Regions from separate parts of the Homo sapiens genome. Here regions 2 and 3 are each linked to region 1. The links are chromatin loops, found by intact Hi-C in ENCODE. Cell type or tissue: IMR-90. All regions are shown on one strand. Each heading gives the region's core, and the rest is flanking DNA. Links, peaks and the distances in the headings are about the cores only.

Region 1 (6,273 bases), core at 1,262-5,261:
TTAAATAAGATGAATAGTTTGTTCTTAACAAGAGTGATAACTAAAAGCTCACCAGCTTTCAGAATGTGGTTTTAACTGTGCCTAGTTTTGTGCCACCTCCAATCCATTTTTGTAAATAGCCTGATATAAAGTACAAAAAAACCCTAATAACAAAACTATGTTTGTAGGAATCTAATCTAAACTTTGAAGTCTATGAATTTGTTCTTCAAATAATTTCTGGTGTTCCCAGGTTTTTTTTTTCCCCCTAGGGCATTCCAATCCCCTGTAAAATTTAAATCTGTGGATTCTTCTCAAAGCCTTCACAAAAGGAGGTAAGTATTTTGCCACATTTGTAGAATCTCAAATGCACCCTTCAACACTGAGCACTAGTCATTCATATGAATCAGCTTAGAAAGATAGTGAAAGGAATGCCTTATGCTGGTCTTCCTATATCTTTCTGGAGTTTCTCATTGATAAAAAGCTCACAATGCAACACTTCAAAACACAGCAGGAAGATATTTTCCATGGATCTAATCTCCATTGACTTCATCAGGCTAAATATAACAGCCTTTCAGCTTTGGCCAGGAGATGACACCTTCACAGAGAGCAAAGCCTCAGTTGGGACAATTAAGAAATCACCTTACTCTGTAGCATTAAAAAAACAAACAAAGTCACCATTATTAAGATTGTTATGTAACATCTTCTTGGCCATGTCAGTTTCTCAAATACTTTGCTGATATCACTAAAACTGTCATTTTCTGTGAATTACAATCATCTTTTAATGTACTTTTTAAAAAGAAAACTAACCAAAAAGGTGCTCCTTTAATCCCATTATACCCCACCTGACACCATGATATGACAAATCATTATTTAAGGTTTACTGTGAGCTAGACACCATTGTAATACTGTGAGATGCTGTTGTAATAATTAGTATACGCTGATTATTTGGAAACTGATCATCAGCCTATGGATTTATGCTAATTCTCTAGGCACCAAAATGTTGAATGAACCAGATGACCTTATTTCCCTGACCATGAAAAGCTAGTTTACTACACCAACTCAACAGGTTGTTGAGCGCTTTCTACAGGTAGGAAGATTTTTATATTACTCTGTTCTTTCCCAGAAGAAATGTATGTGCAAATAGAATTGTAAGCCCTTTACATATATTAAGTGATTCAACTGGCTTCCCTTCTTAAATTTCTACTCCAGTTGTGTGCTGGATCTGGCGCCCACCAGCTCATAAGAACCAACTGTGCACATTTCTTTGCTAGTCTGGGCACAGTGACATCACATGGTTAGTTTGAAATTGGCTATGATGAGAGTATTTACACCACAGAAATTGGCATGTGCTACATACAAATGAGGACTTGACTCGTCTTCTCCAAAGAGCCAGCTGTTAAACATTTACCACCACATCACTGCCAATAACTAGTGATTATTCTGAATTCTTTAAGTATTATATTACACGTATTGATGGTCATGATTTCCAGATTAGAAATTAGTAAACGTCAGTTTATTGAATTCTAACAGCACTTTATTTTTTGGAATAATGTTATTACTTGAGTATGTTTTACCAGAGTTTCTCCTATAGCAGTTTAAACATGGTCAAAAAGCAAATACTAATAACTACTGCTACTACTAATGAAGTAAATCAAATATAAAAGAAAACAAGTCTCCAGATTGTCTAGGTGATTGACACTGTAAAAACCACCATAAAGAATATTAGCAAAAATAAATAAATCAATACAATGAACTCTTTGTTTCCAAGCAGTCACTGGAACACTATTAATGGTAACTTCCATACACAATTAAAAAGTCAATATAATGCCCTGAGGCACTTCTGAATCACAAAGCAAAGATAAATTGGAATTGGTGTAATTTTGTTGCACTGTAGTATACACTGATTATTTGGAAACTGGTCATCAGCCTGTGGATTTATGCTAATTCTCTAGATACTAAAATGTTGAATGAACCAAATGACCTCATCTCTCTGACCATGAAAAGCTAGTTTACTAAACCAACTCAACAGGTTGTCGAGCACTTCCTACAGGTAGGAAGATTTTGATATTACTCTGTTCTTTCCCAAAAGAAATGTGTGTTCAAATAGACTGTCTTTAACAATGAATATACTTGCAAAATAATATTTAGGTCCAGCGGTAGCAGTAGTCTGTAGATATCATATACGGTTACACCAAACTGACCCACTTTAAAACTTGTGAAAACCTCTCAGTCCCTGAGAAACACTTTAGAATTGAGATTTAAATCGATTATTTTTCTTTGATAAAACTATTTATATATGTACAAACTTAAAAGATGGATATTCAGGTTCAAGTCTCTGGAGACTACACCACTTTCAGTGGGTCAGAATGGGATAATGTGGACAAGACAGAGACAGGGGGTCTGTTGGGTGTTAAGAGAGACGAGCAAACATGTATCTGAGTGGACTGCTACGTGCAAGGTAAAAACATACTTTCGATACTGTGGAAAGCAATATCCACATACCAGTTCTTTCACATAAAGTGAGGAAATATAATTTCGACTGTCTCTATAGTGAGAATGTCTTCATAATAACGAAATTGGGCATAAGTTGATGTTTAGAAACTTAACAATAGAAAGAGATAGCAAGACTAAGCAGGTGGATGAAACACTGATGTGTATTTGAGTTCCCATTGTATTCATCGTGTCTTAACAATTATTTTCTAGCATTTTCCATAAAAGTATTTTAATCAGTAATCCACCATTTACAAAACCCCTCATCTGGCTTATCCTGTAGGCCTTATTTTATTCAATTTGCTTTTTCCATGTCAAACTTACTTAGTAAGATGAATGCAGTTCTTAAATCATAAGATGTGCCACAGTTCAATATATCTCAAATAGTGAGATCTCCAATCACACTATCTGTGGATGCGATGTATATTAGTGATCCACTGTATTTCGTAAAAATACAAGTGAGATTTTTGAGTTTCTAGTTCTTCCCCTCTCCAGGAAAAAAAAAAAAAGAAAGAAAAAAGAAACATACATACTGTATACATTTCTTAACAAGAGTTCCCAAACCAAAAGTGCTAACAGGAAGGAGTATAAGAGCTTACACATTTAACTATAATCTTCCTGGTTTGGGGAACTCAGAAATCACTTAACGTACTTCAATTTCCATACCATTGACATATAATCTGGCTGAGATTGGAATCCCTCCTGGATCCATTTATAATCTACATTGTACACACCGACTTCCCCCCCGTAGACAGGCGTGACCACTAGATGGTGCTGTGGTGCCCTGTTCAAAAACATTCCCACTTACTTGCAGTCTCTGTCCTCCAAATCGAAGTGAGGGTTGAAGTTGATCATAATTCTCTGGTATGGGTCCGGAGCCTGAATCAGCCATTCGCATTTTTCACTTGGGTGATAAGAATGAGGATAACCAGGAGATGTAAGGTACCCGGGGCTTTCAATTTTTATAGTATCGCCACATTTATCTGCAATGAAAGTAAGATTTTAGCAGATCTTTCCTGACAACCTGTTAGGTAATCTAGCTTTATATGTAAATTACTGGTTATTAAACATTCCTTAACTTTTTAAGGGGAACTCTAAAAGGTCCCCGTAAGTCCTTCGTGTGGCTCTGAGTGCAACACTCCAGGAAAAAACACTCTTTGATCTCAGGAAGGTTGACTCAGGCAGAAAGCCAACTGAGATCTGAGAGGACTCTTCCCCCCAGCCCCGAAGTTTCTTCCTAAGGAAAAGGTCTTCTAGCATTAAAAACATTAAATCCCCTCAATTGATGTTAACATGGTCCCCTGGGAGCTTCTGCTAGACTTAATTATCCCCCAAGAAGTGTAATCACATTAAGTAGCAAGTTCTAAGTGGAAAGTGACTGAAAGATGCTGTTCGACCCCTTGTGTTGTTTTTTGATGATAAGCCTGGTCTATGTCATTGATCAGTGGGGATTGTCTTTGATTGGCTTAAAGCCAAACCTTTTGTTGTTGTTGTTTTATCTGCCCATAAATCTAAGTGATTTTGAGTTATCTCTGCTCTTGAGATCCAAATCAACAGAGAACAAAGTATATTTGGTGAAGCAGAAATAATTCTGCTTTACTTCTCCAAGTAAAGTTGTTCAAGCTTGGAGATCGGATCAAAGCAACGGGGCAGAAGGAAAAGTAAATAGCCACATGGCATTAATTCTAATTACCTAAATGTTGGGTGAAAAATAACCCACCACACAGGTCTGGGTATCACATATGGTAACCCACATTCTCACATTCTGGGAAAGGTGAGCTAAGTAGTTTTGAGCCTTCATTTCAAAAATGCTCAAGTGAAGCCAAATAAACCAAGTAAACCAGTCTCTGGGCTGCCTATATTGTTCAGCATAGATTCTCATTGTCACATTTTATGATGGATTTCATACTGGAGCACCTCAGCCTGAAATGCTGCCACATTTATTGATGCTTAATTTTGAGCAATAAAAATTCGGTGCATAAACTATATAAGAGAAACGGTATGAAAACAGTGAAATATATAAGCCTATCAATCACAAATTTTCAGTAATGGTAGATGTAGATTTTAACACTGCATCTAATAGATTCCCTGTGGAAAGAGAATGGCATTCTTTGCTCTCAGCATGAATTTATAAATCTACAGAATTTTATTACAGGAAAACCAGGTCAAATGGAAATGAAAGATGAAGTGCACATCAAAAATGCATAAAGCTACATGCATTACAGAAATCATTTCCCATAAATTAAAAAAAGAAGACAATATAAGTTATATTGTTTTTCTCAATCGCTAGGTGCTTCTGACTTTGTTCCTTAGACTGGGGGTAGTCTTATGCTGGTTTCCTTTGCACTGGCTTGTAAAAGTGTAAGCTTTGCCAGGAAGAAATGATGTTGCAACTGGAGTTCAAAATCTCAGCTAATGATCATGTTGGACTCTGTTATGTGATTCTGCTGAGACTCTTGCATTATTTTGAATGTGCAGAAAACTTGGAAAGTGACCTCGTCTCATTAAGTTTCCTCTAGCTCTGGACAAACATCATGGTAGTGTCTGGCATCTGTTACAGGAGTGAAATAAAACAGCACTGGTTCTAGTCACTCGACAGAGTCACTTCAGAAGACATTTAGGTGGACTTGGTACCACACCAGAGCTCTTTAATCTGTGACTTCTGAGAAAGTGACAGTGTAATAAGATAATGTGGACTGCTAGACTCCCTGGCTCTGTTCAATCTCTCTAGCAGTTGATTAAGAAAGAGCAGTTTCTAATGACTCTGGACCATTAGTCCTAAATAAGGTTAATGAATTAATTTAGCAGACACTGGTTACTCAGAGGAGGTGGACATGGCTTTGAGAGGTCTGCTGAGTTACAGAGGCATTTTCTGGCTCTGGTCACTTCAAGCATAGCGACATGGCTTTTGCTGGTAAAGCTCAACAACTAAAGCCAGATTTTCAGCATTCCCCAGATTTCTGCTAAGAAAACTAAGAAGTGTGTGTGTGTGTGTGTGTACTGCATATATATTTGTGTAGTTCACAACCTAAAGTCTGATAGCTCTTTGCATTGAGCTTCAAATCTATCTTGTGAACACCCCCACTATGGATTTAGTCTCAAGAGTTGTGGAGGACAGGGTTACTATAATTTCTAGTCCAACCATTTGAGCTCTTTCAGTTGGACGAGAATGCTATTTCATTCCCTGCCAGAGTATAGAAAGATGCTACCAGCTCAGGTTCATTAATAAATTGAATTCTACATTCATAATTTTTTGTGTCTTGCTTTCCTGCCAGATTATAGAAAAATGCCATCAACTTGGGCTCATTAATAAGCTGAATTCCATGTTCATAATTTTTTTTTTTGCATGTGTTTTGCTTTAAGCATCTCTTAAAATACTGCTTGGTAGCTGCTGAGGGAAATCCATTGCTAAAATCACAAAACCTTGAAAAAGCATATTAGAGAGATTAACTTCCATCATAAAGATGTGATTTAAATTCCTGTTGGTATGAGGCCCTCCACTTGCGGTCTCTTATTAAAACAATATACCACAGTAAGTAGTGGATGTTCTTTTCTTCTAATTACTGTGATTGAAATCTAAGCCAGACAAAAGTAAATATTTGATCATTAGTTAATAACAATTGCTGACGACTTACTGTAAAGATAATTGCATACCCTTGCCTGCACTTACTTTACAGTGTGAAGTCAAACATGCCTACAACCAGATCCCATTTTAAAACACATTATTTAGGTTACATGGTACTGTTTAGACCCCAGTATAGTTTTTCATTTACTTAACAGTGAGTGATTTTAAAAGCTAAGTGG
Region 2 (6,273 bases), core at 1,261-5,260, 1.3 Mb after region 1:
CACCAACCAAGTCTGCTAAATGGTCCATTCCTTGAGGTTGGTCAACTGGTATGTAGAAAACACTCGATGAGATACTTGTTTTAGTTTTTCTTCTTTGCTATTCATTCAATCTTAAAGGATGATGTAGGAAGAGAAAAGAACAAGTGAGCACCTACCGGTATGTCCCAGAACTGAGCTGGACTTCTATAAATACAGTAGAACTTTCTCCTCACATTTGCTGTGTGAGTTGATATTACCCAGATTAATAGACAAAGTCTGGGAAGGTTCTGGAACTACTTAAGGTTGTAAAGCTGACAGTGTGTGGGCAGACTGGGTCTTTAATCCCAGGTCAATGAGAACAGAGCCTGGACACCTCCCACCCCATATTCCCTCCACAGAATTTTTTTTTACGCAAGGATAACTTTTCTTAAGTAACTTTTCTTCTATTAAAAAAAAAAGAAGAAGAAGAAAGAAAGAAAGAAGAAAGGAAGGAAGAAGGAAGGAAGGAAGAAGGAAGAAGGAAGGAAGACGGAAGGAAGAAGGAAGAAGAAGAAGCCAAAACTCTTCAACGGTTTTTCATCCCTTGCCTGAAGGATAGATTTACGCATTTGCATGTGCCCAGGGCCCTCATCAGTTTAAACCAAACCAGGGCCAGCACTCCCTGTACACCTGCAGACAAACCCTCCCCTGCAATCCACGGAGACCCACCCTGTTTCCACCCTCTTCTTCCCAAATCTCTACTTTCCCTCTGTCATCCAAACCCACACTGCTGCCTCCTCCATCCGGGCTCGGGGCTAACACCCCTTTGCTCGCTGGCCCTTCTGAGGCCAGACACTCTCTGGCGTTAATTCACTGGGTGCCCCCTGTCCAGTCCCTCCACCCCACCACAAAGGCCGCTGGCGAGAGGCTTTGGAAGCACAGGACACATGAACCCAGACAGTTACCGCACAGGTGCTTCTGCGGGGTGGAGGCATGGAAAACGAAAATCACACTGCACCTAAGTCACCTCACGAAGAGTCAAAGTAACCATGATGCTTACGATGGTGTGCTAGTTCCCGTCAAGCCTAATGTTGTCACCCAATTAGAATAAATTGATTTCCTTCATAATGGGCTCTGTCTCCACGTTAATTTGACTGCATGCGCTCTAGGGGAGGATTCATGCCTGGAGAAAAGGTGGGGCAGGGCGAGGAGGCCCACAGGAAAGACCCGATGCCGTGACGGGCAGCAGGAGGGTGCACAGCTGCACACGACAGCAATGCACGGCTTATAAAAAATAAGCACGAAACAGGAAAACCAAGAAGGGCAAAGGAATTGTGCAGTTCCTCCTAGCATCAAAACCTTTTAGGCAAATGCCTACCGAGTCTTATCCATTCACAGCTCTGTTACGGAGCAAGAAAGTTGAGAATAAGGCATGAACTTAAAAGAAAGGAACTTAAAATCAAGATGACTGCCTGAGACATGTTGCACAACTGATATAAAAACAAATCTGAAAGTACAATTATACCCTATTGCAAGGATTTAAATAGTTAAGTGGTCCGGTTTAGTGCCTGCTTTATTTCCAGAAATCAATAAGTAAAATAAACCTGTTAGCCAGGACTCCATCAGGTGCTATGAGCCCAGTTTTGTGCAAGATGGATAAAATAATCCATGTGCCTTTATTTGCAAGTATTTTCCATTCTTTTCAAAAACAACGACAAAGCCAGCATGCAAGCTTTTTCCCAACTAACTCCTCTTATTTCCACACCTCATAACTATTCAAGGGATGAAAGAAAAAAGACTCCTTATCAAAGGCCTGCCACATATTTTGAATGTTGTACAATGAGAAACGTCCATTAACGTGAGAGCTCACCCCCATCCACAAGTGTTAGTTTTAATTACAAGTGATCCTGTGTATCAGGCCCTGCTGGAGAGACCAGTCGCAGAGGCTCCGAGAATTTCCCGGATCGTGCATTTGAATTCACTACAATGCTTTGTCACTGGGGGTTTCAGCGTTCAGTAATAATGTGCTTTGTTCTCAAAAATGCCCCCCACACCTGCCAACTGAAAAGAAAGCCAAGGAGACCCTTGCAGGCTGGTGTGCAATCACGCTGCCCCCCAGTGGGCACTGCCGGTACAGCAGCCCTAAAGAAGGGCAGAGCAAATGGGGAATCAGCACCTCTGCATCAGGCCGGCAGTTTGGAAAGCACCTGTCATCAGTGAGTTGAAGGAGCAAGAGAAACAAAAACAGAAGTGAACCTAAGAGAAAAACCAAGTGATCTCTTCTACAACTTCCATGCACATCAAATAATTAAGTTTGCAGGCGTGAAATATATTCAAAAGCCAGGTATACAAGCATGTTTACACAGTACTTAAAACTTTTACATAGGAAAAGCTGAGGCAAAAACAACTCTGTATCTGCAAGTGTACACATAAACAAGACACACGGACTGTGCACCCGCCATTCTTACAGTGGAGAAAACTGACAATTCAGTCCACAGAATATAATGGCTGTGATAGTCTGGTAGACAAAAGAATAACCAAAAGATAATTTGGACATTGTGGAGAGTGGACTAAAGGAGGCTGTGTGATTCTCCACTTCAAATGCAATCATTTCCCAGGATTCACAGCAAGGAAAGAAATACCTGAGATTTCAGAAAAATTAAAAATTCACAGTAAGTCATGAAGCCACCAATAAGAAACTGCCATGCTTTCTTCTTGGTTACACATCAAAAATTAAACATTTTCCCCTAAATTCCTAAGTACTGAGATTTCCTTTATATAACTCAAATTCAAGGAGGAGAGGCAAAGTAGGGATCCAGCCATGTGTCAGTAACAGTCCCCAATTAGCTAAACCATGCTAAGTAGCTAACTGCAAAATGTTCAGTACATCTAGGTAGCAGGAAACAGCAATATCTTCTGTGACACCTTACAAATGCTATTATGACACCTATGATAACTTTCATGACAACATTCTAAAATAAAATGTAACTATTTCCACATCACACTCAGACCCATTTCCTCTGGGAAGTGCAGGCGCAGGCTCACTCAGCTGCCAGCAAGGATGCTCACTCACAAACTGGCAGTGCCCTCTGCTGGACAGTCCATGAATCACACCCAAACAAGAAAAGTACTGCTTTCCATTTCTGGGTATTTTGAAATAAAAATACCACAAAACAGCTCAACTATTTATCCTTAATATAGTCCCTTCAACCTGTCTGGCAAAACCACGTAAAAATCTTATGCTTTCAGCAGGCTTGCTCTGATGTGTAAATCAGTTCTAAATTGAGTTCAATCCTCCACAAACATTCTTTGTCTTTGTTACTATATACGTATGATTTATAGTTCTCTCTCTGGGGAAATAAAATTAAGTTCTTTCACAATTCTTAGAAGAGAAATATGAAATACGGCTCTATGAAGTTATTTCAAAGATGACTTCTAACTAGGCCTAGGATCCTCATGCCATTAGCATAATGTCTAAAATTTCCTCTGTTCTCAAATTCATTCTAATCTATGAAAGAAGATATGAGTAGGCATGAAGATGTATAAAGATGATACCAAATTACACCTGGGTGCAGTGGCTCACACCTGTAATCCCAGCACTTTGGGAGGCCTAGGCAGATGGATCACCTGAGGTCAGGAGTTCAAGACCAGCCTGACCAACATGGTGAAACCCCATCTCTACTAAAAATACAAAAATTAGCCAGGCATGGTGGCACGTGACTGTAATCCCAGCTACTCGGGAGGCTGAGGTAGGAGAATCCCTTGAACACAGGAGGCAAAGGTTGCTGTGAGCAAAAGAGCAAGACTCTGTCTCAAAAAAATAAAAATAAAAGTAAAAAAAAAATAAAATACATAGGAAAACACAAGGAAAAAAAACACGTTTTTAAACAAACAGGAATGAAGCATTTCATGCCCTAGGGCACATCCCCGTTAGTGTGGTGGAGGATGAGAATCAAATCTCAGCTTTACCACTCACTAATGGTCTTGAGGCTCACATCTTATTAAATTACAAAACACGGAAAACAGACTGGGCACTGTACCTCACACCTCTAATGCCACCACTTTGCGAGGCCAAAGCAGGAGGACTGCTAGAGGCCAGGAGCTCAAGACCAGCCCGGGCAACAGAGCAATACCCCATTTCTACAAAACATTTAAAGAATAAAAAATTAGCTGGTGGTACATGCTTGTACCTGTAGTCCCAGCTACTTGGGAGGCTGAGGTGGGAGAACTGCTTGAGGCCAGGAGATCAAGGCTGCAGTGAGCTATAATTGCAACACTGCACTCCAGCCTCGGTAACAGAGTAAGACACACACACACACACACACCACACACACACAGTAAAAGAGCAGATACCTCGCAGAGTGTTATGAGAATCCATTTATGTGAAGCACCTAGCACATGGGTTATATTCATTAAACACCATGTTACATACAAACATAGATAAAAGACAGACATGCCCTTAATTTCTCTCCATAAAACCTCCCAAGATTCTATATTCAGAACAGAAGAAAATACCAATCCCTCTGACTAGCAGTCTCAGTCTTCCTCTTGTACAACTGAAGAAAGAACAAGCGAGGCTACAGCAATGAGGGTGGAGTGCACCATGACACAGTGAGGCCCACAGCAACTGCACAGCACACCTGCCCCATCCCTGGGCCTGGAGGCTGCAGGCGTGAATCCTACAAGAGCAAAGGGTCTGGGCACCCTGAAACGTTCTTTAAAAGATTCTAATACTCAGTGAAGCTGGAACTGAAAATCATATGCACCTTTTAAAAGGCATTTTTGGCTGGGCACCGTGGCTCACACCTGTAATACCAGTACTTTGGGAGGCCAAGGCAGGCAGATCACCTGAGGTCAGGAGTTTGAAATCAGCCTGTCTAACATGGTGAAACCCTGTCTCTACTAAAAATACAAAAATTAGCTGGGCGTGGTGGCATGCACCTATAGTCCCAGCTACTCAGGGGGCCTGTCTAACATGGTGAAACCCTCTCTATACTAAAAATACAAAAATTAGCTGGGCATGGTGGCATGCGCCTATAGTCCCAGCTACTCAGGGGGCTGAAGCACGAGTTTGCTTGAAACCGGGAGGTGGAGGCTGTGGTGAGCCAAGAAAGCGCCACTGTACTCCAGCTTGGACAACAGAGTGAGACTCCATCTCAAAAAAAAAAAAAAAAAAAAAAAAAAAAGCACTTTTAGGGAACACAATTTGACAACACCTATCCAAACTTTAAATGCACACTCCCTTTTACCCAGCAATGCCATTGCCAGCTATATATTCTGTGGGATGTATTCAAACAAATTCACTGCAGTATTGTGTTTTATGGGGGAAAAAAGGGACAGGGAGGGAGGGAATGTGATATATTAATAAACATGTAATAATTTTCATCAAAAAAGGGTGGAATGAGTTTAGCATGTGCTCATCAAGAAATAAATCCAAATTATAAACTAAATTTTCAAAGGAAAATTTCAGAAGAGTATACCTTAGTAGATTTGTTTAAACATTTACAATTTCCAGAACAATATACACACAAAAGTATTTGTGATTAATTCTGGGGAGTTAGGTGGGGGAGGAGATGAAAGGCACTTCCAGTTTCTTCCCTACAGCTTTCTATGATGTGACCTCCTTACCACGAACACACTTTATTTTATAATTAAAAGAACTCCGATAATGAACTCTTACTTGAATTAAACACACACCCAAGGAGGCCAACAAGGAAATCACAGAGGCCAAAAATGTAAGCCAATTAAAATTAACCAGGTTCTCCCTCCCGGCACCTGCCCGCACCCTGAGCTGCCGGGGAAGCCTGGAGGAGGGACTGGGGCTTGGCCTATCTTTGCTTCTTCAGCAGAAAGGCACAGTCCTACCTGGGCTAACGTCTGCAATGGCGGAACCTGAAAGTATTTGAGCCCTGCATTCTGGTCTTTGACTGAACAGTGGTCTTTACTGGAAGATTACATACTAGTAAAAGGCACTGCATGAAAAATCTCAGGGCCTGGAGGAAGCCTTGGCGTGTAAGAAACAGGAGGCCATTCTGCACACAGCCCCAGCCCACCCAAGTCCTCATGGCCCAGCACCCCCTCACCGATGGCCTCCGCAGGGGAGGCAACATAGTTCTCCACATGGCGGAGCACCACGCATGGCTGGGTGAGCTGTGCCGCAGTTCATCAGTCCTGAGCCTGCCCCCATTCGTGAAATGGGCTGATGACCCACTGGCTGGGAGGCATGCGCCTCGTGGGAACAGCTCAGTAGGTGGTGGCTGACAGACCATGGAACCCTGTCCTGCACGTGAAATACAGGTGCATGAGGCATCCAGA
Region 3 (6,273 bases), core at 1,261-5,260, 1.1 Mb after region 1:
ATTACAGATCTTTTTTTCAGGATTCATTAATAATTTAAGGACTACTGAAATGCCACCAAGATGTATCACCACTTGAAACACCTATGTTGCACTGTGAAACAGCCACATAAATGAAATGCCCCAAACTACAGTGATAAAACAGTCACTGATAATTCACACATTGTTCCCACAGTGGCCATTATCAGGCACCAAAGAGCATGGAGAATATTATTTCATGAAGCTACATACAGTGTCCAGTTTGGATGGCAACATTCACTGCCCTGAGGCTGAGCTGCAGTTGCTGTGGAACCTCAACTTAGATTTTCCCAATATTTGGATGTGTAAATTATCAGCTCCTGTATGGTTTTATTCTGTTGTCTGGTACTTTTTCTTTCAAGCTGTGACTGAATGTAGTTACTTTTAGCAAGAACTATACACTGAATTCCATTATAACTACAGTAAACAAAGCTGTTATTATGTATGTCAAATCAATATTTAAGAACTATACAGTACTGGCCGGGTGAGGTGGCTTACGCCTGTAATCCCAGCATTTTCAGAGGCTGAGGTGGGAGGACCACTTGAACCCAGGATTTCAAGACCAGTGTGGGCAACATGGTGAGATCCCGCCTCTATTTTTTTCTTAAAGTAAGAAAAAAATAGAACTATATAGTATCAATTTAAACTAAACTGTGCCAAAGAACTTTCAGATATGAGACAATACAGCCATTTGTTTTTTTTTTCTTTTTCCTTTCCCTACTCTCCATTTCATAGCAGAGTACAGACATTAAGAGCTTGGGTTCAAGATTTAAACAGACCTGGGCGTGAATAGCAATTCTATCATTTGCCAATTTTATAACCTTATGCAAGTTATGTACCTTTCCATGTTTCTATCCCTTCTTCTATAAAACGTGAACAATAAAAACATCTTCCTTGGCTGGGCTTAGTGGCTCACACCTGTAACCACAGCACTTTAGAAGGCTGAGGCAGAGAATGGCTTAACACCAGGAGTTCAAGACCAGCCTGGGCAACGTAGCAAGACTCAGTCTCTACAAAAAACCAGGTGAGATAGTGCGTGCCTGTAGTCCCAACTACTGGGAAGGCTGAAGCAAGAAGCTTGAGCCCAGGAGTTCAAGGCTGCAGTAAGCTATGACCATGCATGCCACTGCACTCCAGCCTGGGTGACAGAGTGAGACCCCATCACAAACACAAACACACACACACACACACACACACACACACACACACACTTTAAAAACTCTTCCTCTTAGTACTGAAAGAATCAGTACGAAAATCCTCCATATCACAAGCATTACATGGTGCCTGACACATAGTACTTACCCAACAAATGGTTATTTTATAAACATTATTGAAGACAGAAATAGATAACACATAATACAGAAAACAAACCTCGATAAATCTTTTAGGGCAATTATGTACAAATATACGACATTTTAAGAGTATATACATGTATTCATCTATTCATACACTGTGCCTTGCAAAACAATTTAATATGAAACATATTACCCACTCGATCAAATAAAAAACATATTATTTATAATTTAGAAACTTGCTGACACCTGATATTTACTGTGCTTTGCTATATACAAAATATTTTCAATGTAGAATGTCTTTAGGATGAGTAAAGAAACCAAAAAAAAGATAAATAAATGCTATATACAATCAAGTACATGGCAAGAAGAAGAAAACTTTGTGGGGTGGTGGTTGAAGACATTTTCAGAGAGAAAGTAGATGTAAAAAAAGTAGGAGGGGTCTAGGATTTTTACAATACCTGAAAGCTACACCTTCATCAATGCTGGCAGAAGGCAGAAGATTCCTGGGTCACAGACAAAGAACTATTCACAACTCATAGCCACACCGCTAGCCAGAGTATCTTCCTTTTATGTAGTGGTTCCTCAGCTAAGATTCTCACAAGGTGATGTGAAGAGGATCCAGGGACACTGGCACACACAGAAGAACCCTAGGCTTAGGGAACCTGAATCTTTTAGACAGACAGGGAGTATCTTTGCTTGCTGCTGTCAGAGGAGATCTTATACCTATCTTGCTCTACAAACATCCTTGAAAAGATTGTCCACAATGAAGACTTCTGTTCTGTGTGTGTATATATACATATACAACCTCCTCCTCTTAGATGAGTCATCTGTACAAAATGCCAAGAGAACAATGAGGAGTTATCTCCAAACTGCAGAGTTTAATCAAAGGATTGACAAATGATGTGGATGATTGCTAGCAGACTAAAACTAGGAATATTATTAACAAATGATCTATGATAACAATGCCTTCTGAATAGCGATATTAAATTCTACTAAAAGTCATATCTTCTACACTGAAAAAACAATTCAGTGTAAAACTACATGCTCAAAAAGATCAAGCATGAAAGATAAAAGAAATTTTGAGACTTGCAAAGAGATCTTTATCTCCTTCACATGAACACTTTCTTATATAAAGCTCTTTTTGGAAGTGCTCCAGCAAAATCCAGAAAACACAGTAAGAAATCAGTCAGAACCCAAGGGAAGTCCTAGAACACGGGAGAAATGGCAGTTTAAGGAAGCAGAAACCAGTTCAGATAAGAGCAGGAGGATGGAGAGGTCTAGTAAGTACATCTCCATGAGAAAAAAAGAAACTAATAATTGGTCTGATATCGTTCTAAAAGTTCTTTCATTCCCCTTTAGTTTTTCTCTTTTTTTGACACGGGGTCTTGCTATGTTGCCCAGTTCTGACCTCAGACTCCTAGGCTCAAACAATACTCCAGCCTAGGCCTCCCAAATAGCTGCAACTACAAGTTTGCACCTCCTCCCTGGGCTCAGGTCTGATACTTTTGAATATTTGAAAAATAAAAGGCATCTTGACAGACCTGACACAGAATGCAAGGGGAAAATCAAAAATATATACAGAGAAAACAAAGCAACATGAAAAAAAAAAAATTGCCCCAGGAGAAAAAAAATCTGTAGAAGAGGAAATATATTCAGAGTATCCATTTGGTTATGCAGTGAGCAATTGTCACATTGCCATGTGCTGTGACACTGGCTATTGACTGAAATTAGACTTTGGATGTAACAGCATTGAAAGGATGGGAACAAGAAACCAGAAGCAGTATAAAAGGAACAACTCTTATCTTCCATATGGCAAGTCAACAGATGTCAGTAACTGGTAATCAGGAAAGAGCAACATAAATATATTATTTAGAAACATGGAAGTAAATATCAGAGCAGACATTTAGGGAGAAAGACGGGAACAGTGGCACAGAGAGGCTGTTCATTTTTATGATAAGTCTTTTAGCATTATGTCTTTATTTTTATTCTGAAATGCCTGCCAAGGGGGTGGAGGGGCTTCTCCGGTCTAACTAACATGCAGACTGTCAAGGCCCCCACAGACTGCCTGGCATTGGATTGACAGTGCAGGGTGTAAGGCAGGAGACCCCACTTGCCAGCAAGGCTGTATCATGCCTTGTTTTCCAGAGGAGTGTGCACCCAGCAGTCCTCACAGCTGTGCAGGAGCCATTCTCTTGGGGTCTCTAGCAGACAGCGCAGGCGTGTTGACTCACATCAGGAAGTTGCAAGAGCTACCATGGCTGAAAAGCCTCATGCCCCAGAGAAGCCAGTGTCTCTTGGAACAATGCCATAGTCGTAAGCTGCTGCTCCTCAGATATTTATAGTTTTTCAAGTCTCAATACGATTTACCAATCAGTGGTTACTTTTGCCTAAAAAGGCAGTCGACATACTACCTTTATTAGGATTCCAGAAAAGGGGGGCCAAAACATAACTAAAGTTTAACTTCTCATGCAGAAATTGGAAAAGAGCCAGGCATGGTGGCGTGCGCCTGTAGTCTCAGCTACTTGGGAGACTGAGACAGGGGGATCACTTGAGCCCAGGGAGTTCAAGGCTGCAGTGAGTTATGTTCATACCACTGCATTCCAGCCTGGGCAACAGAGTGAGTCCTTATGCCTAAAAAAAAAAGAAAAAAAAAATCCAAAAACTTAAGTGATCCTACCACAAAAAAAGTACAGGACTTGTAACTAGAACACTTGAGACTAGAATCCTGCCTCCATCTCTCACCACAGAAAACAGGAACACAAATGTTTACAAAACAAGAAATATAAACCATACTGTCTAATTCAGAGGAACACTATAAAACTTAATCTAGAAACCAGTCATCTGTATATCTACATTCAAATTCTGAGGTCCAAGAAGTAAATATTTTGGATATTTATCACTTGAAAGAAAAGCCTATATTTATAATTTTTAAAATGTTTTATAAAAACTTAAAGTTATACTTCTCTACTTAAATTTCCAAAATATCTATCTTTGATTTTTGTGTTTAGAAAGCACAAAAAAAAAATGAAAATTCTCATGGTACAATTTACAATATTTTCTGTCAAGTGTTTTTAAAAAAAATTATTCATAACAGTAAATAAAATATTTTAATGAGTTCAAATATATTGCTAAAAAAACACTCAACTAAATGTTCTTTTTCATACTTTTTAGAATCCCTCCAAGATTTTCCTAACTTAATGAGAGACATGTTAACTATTAGTGAGCTATGGTATCCTAGAGAAAATATTTATTAGGATGTTGACAGAGTGAATTAAAGCACTTTTTCTTTGGATTACATTTGATGAAAAATAATTCCAAAGGGAATCTGTTTCCAAGTCTCCTAGGTATCACAAATAGGATTGCAGAAGGCATTCGTGTTAATGTCCCAACTACTTGATTAACTGGCCGAAACACCAGGAAAAAGTAATTTCCCATCATATATGGAAAACAATTGAAAACATCTGTAGGAGAGAGGGGCTTCACAATACAAAATGATAAATCTATAGCAACCTTCCAAAGAAATAAAATCAGGAAATGTGTAATACAATTTTAATTCATGATCATTATATTCTGCCAGAATAAAAACATTCATGAAAAAAATGCAAATACTTTTTAGAAAAGACAATATTAGATAAGATATAATAATATAATAATATATAGCAAAAATAAGATATTTTAAAATTAAAAATATTCCCTTGTAGAGGGAAATTAACAGCTGTTACAGTTTTAGACAAAGTCCAGTTCCTTATAATATAAACTATGCTCTACTGAACAAAGCTCAACATCAAATTATTTAGGATTCTATGAAGAATTATTCAGCGCCTGTGATGTAATCACTGTATATAAGCGCCATCCCCTCAACCAGATTCCTACTATTCTTATCTCAAGCTAGTACTGATCAAATGTAGTATTTAACACAGTCCATGAAATTTCCATTTCCCAGAGAAATGAAATGCCTCCCGTCTTGATACATATACAACATGACTCCATACAACCAAAGGCAAAAGAACAGATGGTGCTGATTTATGAAAGCTATCTAACCACAGAGAACAACAAAAAGTATGTATCTCTGCACCAGTTCCATGCATAATGGAATCTTAAAATTCAGTTCCAATATGTAAGTCTTCTCATTGATTATTAGGATTCCAGAGCATGGAGGAATCTTCTTGGAAGATATTTAGTCCAGCATCCAAAAGTACACTGCAATTTGTCTTCACATTCTTCTTCCATTTTGCCTGTCATCAATGATTCACACAGGAAGATTTACATATTGATGCTTACTAAAAATCACTGAATCTAATAACTAGTCCCAGCACCTTACCTGCCATCATCTGCCGCATTCCTATACATATTTATCCCAGATGACCACTCAAGCAGATACCACCATGCCAGGAACACTGGCACCGCTTGTTTTGCACGAAGGGCGTCTGCACTGCTTAGGGTTCTCCCACCACACACTAGTGACCAAGTGGCCACCCTCTAGTTGACACGATTTTATTCAGACTAATCAATCTCTTTTCAGAAGTGGCTTGCTTACCAGAGTAACACTTATTTTTCTTTTGAAAATAAAACTCATTAGCTATGTATTTGTTGCATTGTCCTTAATTCCCAGTATATGATACAAATGTGAAACAAAAATTAAGATATTAAACAAATACAATAATTTAAAGTATTAAACATGTTATATTTGATATGGCAGCTGAGCACAGTAATAAAAAACACGGATTTTGCATGCAGAATCATTTTGACAAGTTACTTAACTTCTCTGTGCCTCAGTTTACTCATTTATAAACTGTGGGAAATAATAGTATCTATCTCAGAGTTTCCACAAAAATCAAATGAGCTAATTGAAGTACTCAGAAAACTGTCTTGTAACTATTAAGGGCTAACTAGGTGCTCAACACCACCCTCTAGATAAATTTTAAAAAGAAAATGGGAATTTGGTAACATATTTGTTTTAAAA

Evidence for each region. Peaks named below come from ENCODE experiments on the same cell type or tissue, not always from the same donor. Only the 100,000 strongest peaks of a DNase experiment are listed, where the experiment ranks them.
Region 2: it touches region 1 in a loop (7-fold over the local background); 91 of 110 quality-filtered maps call a loop at or near these places.
Region 3: it touches region 1 in a loop (14-fold over the local background); 5 of 110 quality-filtered maps call a loop at or near these places.

Annotation. Positions count from the first base shown.
Region 1 is chr10:33,327,431-33,333,703 of GRCh38, forward strand. NRP1 (neuropilin 1) reads right to left here. Exons shown (of 17, transcript NM_003873.7): 2 at 3,278-3,452. Among named protein-coding and RNA genes, the nearest start is that of NRP1, 4.1 kb to the right of the region's middle. RefSeq lists a silencer at 251-545. In IMR-90, for the core only: a CTCF peak has its summit at 3,232 (motif pointing right); a DNase peak (open chromatin) is centred at 3,271; H3K4me3 peaks cover 1,960 bases; H3K27ac peaks cover 662 bases.
Region 2 is chr10:34,635,593-34,641,865 of GRCh38, forward strand. The region is part of intron 2 of PARD3 (par-3 family cell polarity regulator); the gene reads right to left. Among named protein-coding and RNA genes, the nearest start is that of PARD3, 180 kb to the right of the region's middle. RefSeq lists a silencer at 1,929-2,223. In IMR-90, for the core only: CTCF peaks have their summits at 2,081 (motif pointing left) and 3,046 (motif pointing left); a DNase peak (open chromatin) is centred at 3,029.
Region 3 is chr10:34,403,892-34,410,164 of GRCh38, forward strand. The region is part of intron 5 of PARD3 (par-3 family cell polarity regulator); the gene reads right to left. Among named protein-coding and RNA genes, the nearest start is that of PARD3, 410 kb to the right of the region's middle. In IMR-90, for the core only: no CTCF peak of the experiment used is centred there; a DNase peak (open chromatin) is centred at 3,570.